Regions from separate parts of the Mus musculus genome. Here region 2 is linked to region 1. Evidence: chromatin contacts called from ENCODE Hi-C or POLR2A ChIA-PET data. All regions are on one chromosome and are shown on one strand. Each heading gives the region's core, a stretch centred on a gene start or an enhancer-like site at or near the end of the contact. The rest is flanking DNA. Distances are from core to core; before and after follow the strand shown. Region 1 holds the start of Inpp5d (inositol polyphosphate-5-phosphatase D). Region 2 overlaps Inpp5d (inositol polyphosphate-5-phosphatase D).

Region 1 (3,748 bases), core at 858-3,357:
GTGTCATCTTTGCTTTGCTTGGACTTAAGACAGCTGAGGCAGGGGAGTCAGATGAAGAAAAAAGGCAAGGTCTGTGTTGCCCGAAGGTCCTCCAAGATCCCTTGGTCTTGGCTCAGGCTCCTTCTGCTCTGACTCCAGCCTTCCAGATGCTGCCAGTTTAGCACAAGAGAACCCATACCGTGGTGTGCATTTGTAACCAATGCATACAACAGTCTCTCAGCCCATAGCCAACTCCCAACAGAATTGCCCTTGGCCCAAATCCCACTGGGACAGAAAAAAATATAACTGGGTTAGTAGAGTCAGGCTGAGCTTGTGACACACTGAAAAGTACCTTCCTGCCCTCTTTCCTTTCAGGGCCTCTCACTGGTAGATTCCCCAAGAGACAGTGCTTTGGGGAGGTCCAGGCCACCTGCAGTGCTTCTCCTGAAATATGCTGGTGGGTGTGCAGGAAGCTGGCTGCTAACTCCACCAGCACAAGATGCTCAGCCAGCCGTGAGCCTGTACGGGCTTCTAGTGCCCCTGCCCCCAACTCTGTGAACACTCTAGCTCCTCTTACTTCCATTCAAGTCCACTGGCATGCCTAGCCTGATGGTGGTAGGAGGTAGGCAGCACAAGCTAGTGGTCTCTGGGAGCAAATGACCGACCTTATCCTCGATGTTTGTAACCTGTCCAGCCCTCATGGTCCTTAATCGCAGGTCTAGGTGTTCATAGAACCCACACTCCTGGCTCTCTTGAAGATGAAACTAGCCAACAAATGCCTAGCACAGCAGGTCCCAACATGAGTCAGAGCTCAGAACAGTCTGTGGTCAGTCACCCACTTCCCTCCTGCATGAAGATTGGGGGGGGGGCAGCTAGCTGCTCTGAAAGATCTTTCTCTCAGTCCAGGGACAATCTATCAGATGGTACCTGTGCTGTTCAAGTAGGCACACCCTTCCTGACAGTGTTCCTGCCCTGCTCCAGCCTGAAGCCTGGACAGGGTCTGACCACAGGACTATAGGGGTGGCGGCCTTCCTCAGAAGACGCTAGACGGACGGAGTGTTAAAAAGGAACCTTCAGCAAGTGGCTGTTTCCTCTGTTGTTAGGATAACCAGCATATTCAGCAACATCTTCACACTGGGCTGTGGGGGGGTACCAACGGGGGCAGAGACCTGGATAGGGAGGGACATAGCTGAGTGCAAGGAGGGACAGAGACCTACTCAGAGAGCAGCTCTGTGGCTTCCTGTGTCCTTGCAGCCTAGAGTAAAATGTGTACACGAGGAATCCTATCCTGATTAAATGCACCCCGGACTCAGCTCCCCAAATAGAATTAGCTCTAAGACCACATACTAGCAGGGTGGAGGAGGGGACCCTTTTGCCAAGGTTGCCCTTCACTGAGTCCCTGACTGACGCTTGAGCTGACCAAAATGCATTCCAATACACCCTCCACCAGAGAGGCCTGAGTTTCTTCCTGACTCTGTCCCTGCTCCTGCCACAGGAACTCACGGAGACCCCTGGCACCACAGGTCATGGAGGGCTGCAGTATAGGGGAGGCCCAGAGTCACTCAGAGAGCCCTAGCACCACACAAGCCTGTCATGACACAGGCTCCCTGAACTCGAACGCCAAGGTCCAAAGTGGGCCTCAGATGCTGCCCCCCCTTCTCCCCTCCCCACAGGGCAACGAAGTGCCAGTCACGTCCCACCATCCTATGACATAAACCTAACTCAAACTCCCATTACAGGGGTTCCCCCTTTGGATCCACACCTCAGTGGTCCCTGGATCTGACAGTTGGGAGGAGACGGGTACTCACAGCACGCAGAGTGCGTAGGCCCGGGGGATGGACTCGCTGGCACGCACAAGGAAGCTCCCGTCCTTGCCGGCTCTGGAAAGTAGCTCCTCTGCCTTGGAGCGGGTGATGTTGCCATGGTTCCACCCAGGGACCATGGCAGGCATGGGTCTCCTGGACTGGGTCAGCAGCCACTCCCAGGACGGACACTCCAGCAAAGTAGTTCAGGGCCCTCTCTAGGCTGAGACCTGCCGCCTGTTGCCTCTCAGAAATTGCCTCTGCTGCTCCTACCAGCTTAACTGACTGACTTCCTGTTTCAGGCACTCAGCGAGGGAGAGGAAACTGAGCTGCACAGAACTTCCTCATTATAGAAACCAAGTGGGGGGGGGGCATCATCTACCTTCCCACCCAGCCAGCACTGGCTGCCTGCTCCACCCTCTCACTCACTGGCTCTCTATTTCCCCTGAATGGGACCTAACCTCCAGAAGCGTCCATTATCAGCCGAAGTTCCACACGAGGGACGCAAGGGCTCTTTTAGCGTCAGGTTTCATGGCTGACTTCTCAAGCCTGGCCCAACATTTGTGAATAGGCCAAAGGCATGGCTCTCAGAAACCTTTGCTGATGTCCACAAGGGTGGTCACAGTTTTCCCCAGCGCCACCCAGCATACTTGTGATGGTGAGCTTTAACTGTCAACTTGACACAACATAGGATTGCCCAGGAAGAGAATCTCCATGAGGGAACGTCTGCATTGGGCTAGCCTGTGGATACATCTGTAGGGGTTGTTTTAATGAAGCTAGTTGATGTCAGAAGACCCAGCCCACTGTGAGCAACACTATTCCCTAGCTAAAACAGTCTGGTTTGGCCCCTCTGGACCTCTGCTGGGCACCTGGGGCTCACGGAAGGGCTTACATGTCCCTATGGTGCAAGCTGGCCACTTTGGTGATATATGTTACCGCGTTCTGCACTGCAGAAGCCCAAATGGCCAGTCAGGCTATTCCCTCTGTGGCTAGACATGGCTATGTTTGCTCACCCCTTAAAGGTCACCGTTCAGTACTAGCTGAGTTCTGCAGGTACTAAGGTAGCCACTGTCCCTTTGATCCCAGAGCTGGGTGACCTTGTTCCTCAGGCCAGGCCCACCAAGGGAAGTGCTGGCTTACGGCAGAAGTGGTGATTGTTCACTCCTTCATCTGAACCTTGTCACGTTAGATGTGACAACAGACCTAAGCCAGGCACCCCCCTACACACACATGCACGCACATACTGGAGCTTGGTTGAGCTTATCGCTCTCAGCCTCAGTTTTCTTTAGACTGCAGGGTGTAATTCAGAAAGGAGCTCTGGTGTGTGGAGGACATGGGAGCTGTGTTGATGTCATCCATGGCAGGAGCTTGGGGCCTGCAGGGCACAGCTGGTGGGAAATCTGAGAGTGGGTAGAGTACTCCAGCCAGGTCCTGAGCCAGAGGGAGGGGACATGGTCTCGACAAGAGCTCACGTCTACATTCTGATTTTGCCACCTGGAGGCTGAAGATGTTAACTCTAACTCTACAAGGGACCCTTCATGGAGTCCTCTCAAGTTCACAGTACCCCATGCAGCCCTCCTTAGGAAATCTCTGTCTAACACATTGTCTTAGTCAGGGTTTCTATTCCTGCACAAACATCATGACCAAGAAGCAAGTTGGGGAGGAAAGGGTTTATTCGGCTTACACTTCCATACTGCTGTTCATCACCAAAGGAAGTCAGGACTGGAACTCAAGCAGGTCAGGAAGCAGGAGCTGATGCAGAGGCCATGGAGGGATGTTCTTCATTGGCTTGCCTCACCTGGCTTGCTCAGCCTGCTCTCTTATAGAGCTAAGACTACCAGCCCTGAGATGGTCCCACCCACAAGGGGCCTTTCCCCCTTGATCACTAATTGAGAAAATGCCTTACAGTTGGATCTCATGGAGGCATTTCCTCAACTGAAGCTCCTTTCTCTGTGATAACTCCAGCT
Region 2 (3,976 bases), core at 898-3,397, 38 kb before region 1:
CGATAGGGTTTCTCTGTGTAGCCCTGGCTGTCCTTGAACTCACTTTGTAGACCATGCTAACCTTGAACTCAGAGATTTACCTGCCTCTGTCTCTCTCAAGCACTGGGACCAACAGCACCCGCCACCTCTGCCTGGCTACCACTTTCACCTCCCCGTTACAAAGGGCCGTAATGTGGAATTATGAGTGAAAACAAAAACAAACCTTTCCTCCCGCCACCCCCTTAGTTGCTTTTTGTTATTACAGCAACAGGAAATAAAACTAGGTTAGATACCTTCTGTGTGCTTGGGCTTGGAGGTAGAAACAGTGAGAGGTGGGGCTTGGTGTACCCCCTTTTCTCCCAACAATCCCAAAGGTGGTGCTTTTTCGACTATTTTAAAATGTAAAATGTGGTCAAGAAAGGTGTCATAGGCATTAGTCATAGTCCTAGCAGGAAGCAGATGGCCATATAAAACTGGCATTTGGGGAGAGTTTGGTAGGTAGAGAGGAAGAGTTCTAGAGCTAACAGCGGAGGGAAGCAGTTTACCCCTACCCCCCTGGAACCTCCCAGCAGAAGGATAGTGCTGGAGCCCACTGAGAACTCCCAGCAGGAGGGAGCCAGTGCCAGAGGACCCACCCCCGCTTCTTCACTATCTTCCTCTCGCTGTCTTACCACCTGGCTGGGGCTCTCACTGGCTAAACTCAAAGGAGTGAATGAACCAGAGGACAATCATGATGGCAGAGAAGCACCTGTGTGTCACATGGAACATGAGGCTCAGATCAAGGCCTAGTTCATAGTTCCCTGCCAGCAGAGGGGCGTGGCTCTGGATTCTTAGCGTCTAGGCCGCCAGCTTTTGTTCCTCATTCTGCAGCTAAGGCCTTCCTTAAAAGATACACCAAGTCATTTTGAAATAGAGAAGGAACCCCAAAGGTCTCGAGTTAGCTGTGGGCCTCTAACAGCCTTCTGAGCTGTTTACTGATGTACCCTCACTGTGCCCCTTAGGAATGATACCCCACAATACCCATGGACCGTGAGGCCCCTGCTCCCCGGTGACTCTCCTCTTCCACTTGGCAGGCATGAATTCCTTCTCTCCTTAACAGATTAACTATAGCATGTGGCAGGCAGTTTGATCCAAGAGAGAGAGAACCTGAAGATGAGCGGGTGTGGTGCATGGTGTGGCCCGAGCCCTTTCACTGTGCTCCACCCTCAGCCTCAGGCTCTTCCTACTTTAAAATAATGCTTGTAACTGGGATATCCCAGGCTTGAGGCTGATAGACCTCTCCATGGGATTTGCTTAATCAACAGACTGGACATGAATTTATTATGTTCAGAATCAAAAGTCACACACAAGACAATAAAGTAAGGATTAGTTCTGTTCACGAAATGAAATATAGTCCTTGTCTCTGATTAGTTAATATGTCTACACAGAGTAACTAGAAGCAATGTTTTTTATAAGGCCTTTATAGACAACAACCCAAGGAGTCAAGCTTTGAATGCACAGCTCACTCTGCCTTGGGATATAACTGTGGTTCCTACTTTACCAACCCCCCCCCTTCACAAGAGCCTTGAAAAACCCTGTCTTATAGCCCAGGTCTGTTGACAGGGGAAACTGGTACGGTACATAACCACAGCCCACTGTTCTGAGATACATCTGCTCCATAAAACAGACCACGCTACTATAAAAGGTGCAGGGAGGTGGAGGGGAGTGGACTGCCCAGCTAGATCTTATAGGGAAAATCTTGTTCTATCTCTTGGCATCTGCATCTACCAGGGAGCAATATCCCAGAAGGTACAAAGCCATGCACAAAGGTTTTTGGGTATGGAGGGTTGGTTGGCCTTCAGGCTGGGGGGGTCCAGGTTTGAGGAAGAGGAGGGAGGGCACTGGTACCTTTAAGACTAAGGTCATCTGAAGGTCAGCTGGTGGTCAGACTGCTGGCTGCTTTTTCAGATGCAGTCCTGGGGATGACTGAAAATACCCTGGGGGCAGGGTGGGGGTGGGGAGCAGGAAAGAGCAGGCCTGGGCGGTCAGAGCCCTAGACAAGCTGAAACATCCCAGGGGATAGTTTTAATGTCAGCACTGTCTGACATCTCTAAATGCAGAACTGAAATAGACTGGGCACAGGGGAGGAAGTCTGCCAGCCGCTGAGCAGAAGTGTGGTGCTCCGGGTGGCCACTCCTGAAGGTTGGGGTAGCCTTCCTTTTAGGTTGAAAAGACTTCCCAGAGCAGGACTGCAGGCCCAAGATGCCAGCCCTTGGGAGGCAGAGACCGAGGATCAGGGATTCAAGGCGATCTTTAGCTACTTAGCCATTCTGAGGCCGGCCCATTCAGTTACCATGGAGATTTTATAGATGGTGGGAAGTGGGAAGTGGGGAACCCAAACCAAAGAGCTCCATGCAGATTCACACCAAATCAAAGCACCCTCTTCAGGTCCAAGGAGAAAGTCAGAAGACAAGGCTTAGGCAGCAGGGTGAAAGCAGGGTGAAAACACATTTGTCTGCGGGCAGAGGGGTGCCAGTGATCGTGTTTATTATTTCTGCTTCTTAGTGAGGACCCTGAGTCTGCCAGTTGAAAAGACGGTGATTGAGGGACAGGCAGGGGCTAGACTCAGTCCAAGCTTGGGGGTGTTCCACAGATACAACTTACACAGAAGATCTGAGAGCTGTGCTGGGCAGGGGGCAGGGGAAGGGGAAGGGGGACTGTGGAAGGGGGGTGGCAGCAGGGCAGCTCAGGAGTTCAGCTGGCCTGACCAGGCCTTTGTGTTTTAGATAGCATGGTCTGCCATCTCCCTATGCAGTTATCAGTGTGTCTAGGACCCAGCTTCTCCTGAGTCTCTCTCCACAGGCCCCTCTGCCCTCTCCTATCTCTGCAGTCATCAGGAAGTTTCCTCTACCTTCCGTCTGCCTTCTTCTCAATGTCTACTCACCTCCTCTGCCTTGGCCAAAAAGACTTCATGTGGGTGAAGGGGAGAGCGCATGATTTCTGGGGCCTCTGGGATTTTGTAGAACTTACTATTATTTTTAACAATAATTTTGAAAGCTTTTGGGAGCACTCAAGAGCTGGGGTGTGCATTCATGTAGGATTGATATTTTAACTTTTATTTATTGATTGATTCAAGTTCTTACATTATAGCCCAGACTTGACTCAAACTCATCATCTGAGTGTGGCGATTACAGGTGCAAACCACTGCTGGTCAGGATGACATCACTTTGGCAGCAGTACAGGGTAAGAGTCTGTACTTGAATGAGGGAGGTAGGGTGGAAGAAAGGGGAAAGGGGCAGGGACAGGGATCTGGTACAGCTAGAACACTAATAGACTGAGGAGGCGTGGCCAGCTAGAGAGACCCAGAAGCCTGGGGAAAGGGGCAGCTTGGGCTGAGAATAGTTTGGGGGACTGCTTTAGACTCAGAAACCTGTCTTTAGTTCTAGGGCTGAGAGTGGTTTCTCTAAAGGATATCCCCAAAGAAGACAGCTCACCCCCTTCCTTCTTCCTCTGAGAAAGGATTTTGCTCTGGAACCATATAGCTCAGGCTAGAGTGGAACTTGAGATCCTCCTGCCTCAGCCTCCCAAGTACTGGGATTATAGGCATGACCCACCATGCCCAGCTCCCTTTCCTCTGGTTATTAGCACAGTTTCATTGTTTCGTCGCCTTTGAAGTAGCTAGAGCCAACTTCCGAGCTGGGGTCATGGCGATGGTAGGGACACAGACGGATACAGAGACAGTTGGGCTGAAGGCACAGCGGACACTGAGGTAAGGAAATATCCAGATCCTGAGAAGCCACAGGAGATGGTGAGGCCAAAGGGACAACTGAGCAGGGCACTGGTTTCACACCTGCTAAGGAACAAGGAGAAGCATGCAAGCCAGGCTAGGGAGGGAGCTGCAGAGCAATTCTGTTGTTTGGGATTTGAATGGGAAGTAGCAGTATGAATTGTATACACACACACACACACACACACACACACACACACACACACACACTTCCTCCCCCACCTTCTTGGT

What was found. A loop is a pair of places that touch in the nucleus more often than their neighbours do. ChIA-PET counts read pairs that join two places held with the same protein, here RNA polymerase II (POLR2A).
Region 2: a map of heart shows a loop between it and region 1 (3-fold over the local background). The contact joins the enhancer-like site here to the promoter of Inpp5d in region 1. A Hi-C loop is called at or near these places in 8 of 37 maps with a recorded cell type or tissue (heart, left cerebral cortex, mature B cell and 1 more). POLR2A ChIA-PET finds 5 or more read pairs at or near these places in 4 of 5 experiments (Patski and embryonic stem cell).

Annotation. Positions count from the first base shown.
Region 1 is chr1:87,618,671-87,622,418 of GRCm38, reverse strand. It overlaps Inpp5d (inositol polyphosphate-5-phosphatase D), which reads right to left and starts at 2,107. Exons shown (of 27, transcript NM_010566.3): 1 at 1,788-2,107. The coding sequence starts at 1,930.
Region 2 is chr1:87,656,307-87,660,282 of GRCm38, reverse strand. All of the region lies in intron 2 of Inpp5d (inositol polyphosphate-5-phosphatase D), which reads right to left. Among named protein-coding and RNA genes, the nearest start is that of Inpp5d, 38 kb to the right of the region's middle. Within about 2 kb of position 2,147, at least 2 of the 3 ENCODE cell types and tissues checked have a DNase peak (open chromatin) inside an H3K27ac peak, as active enhancers do; they include heart and left cerebral cortex, where a contact is called at or near this core.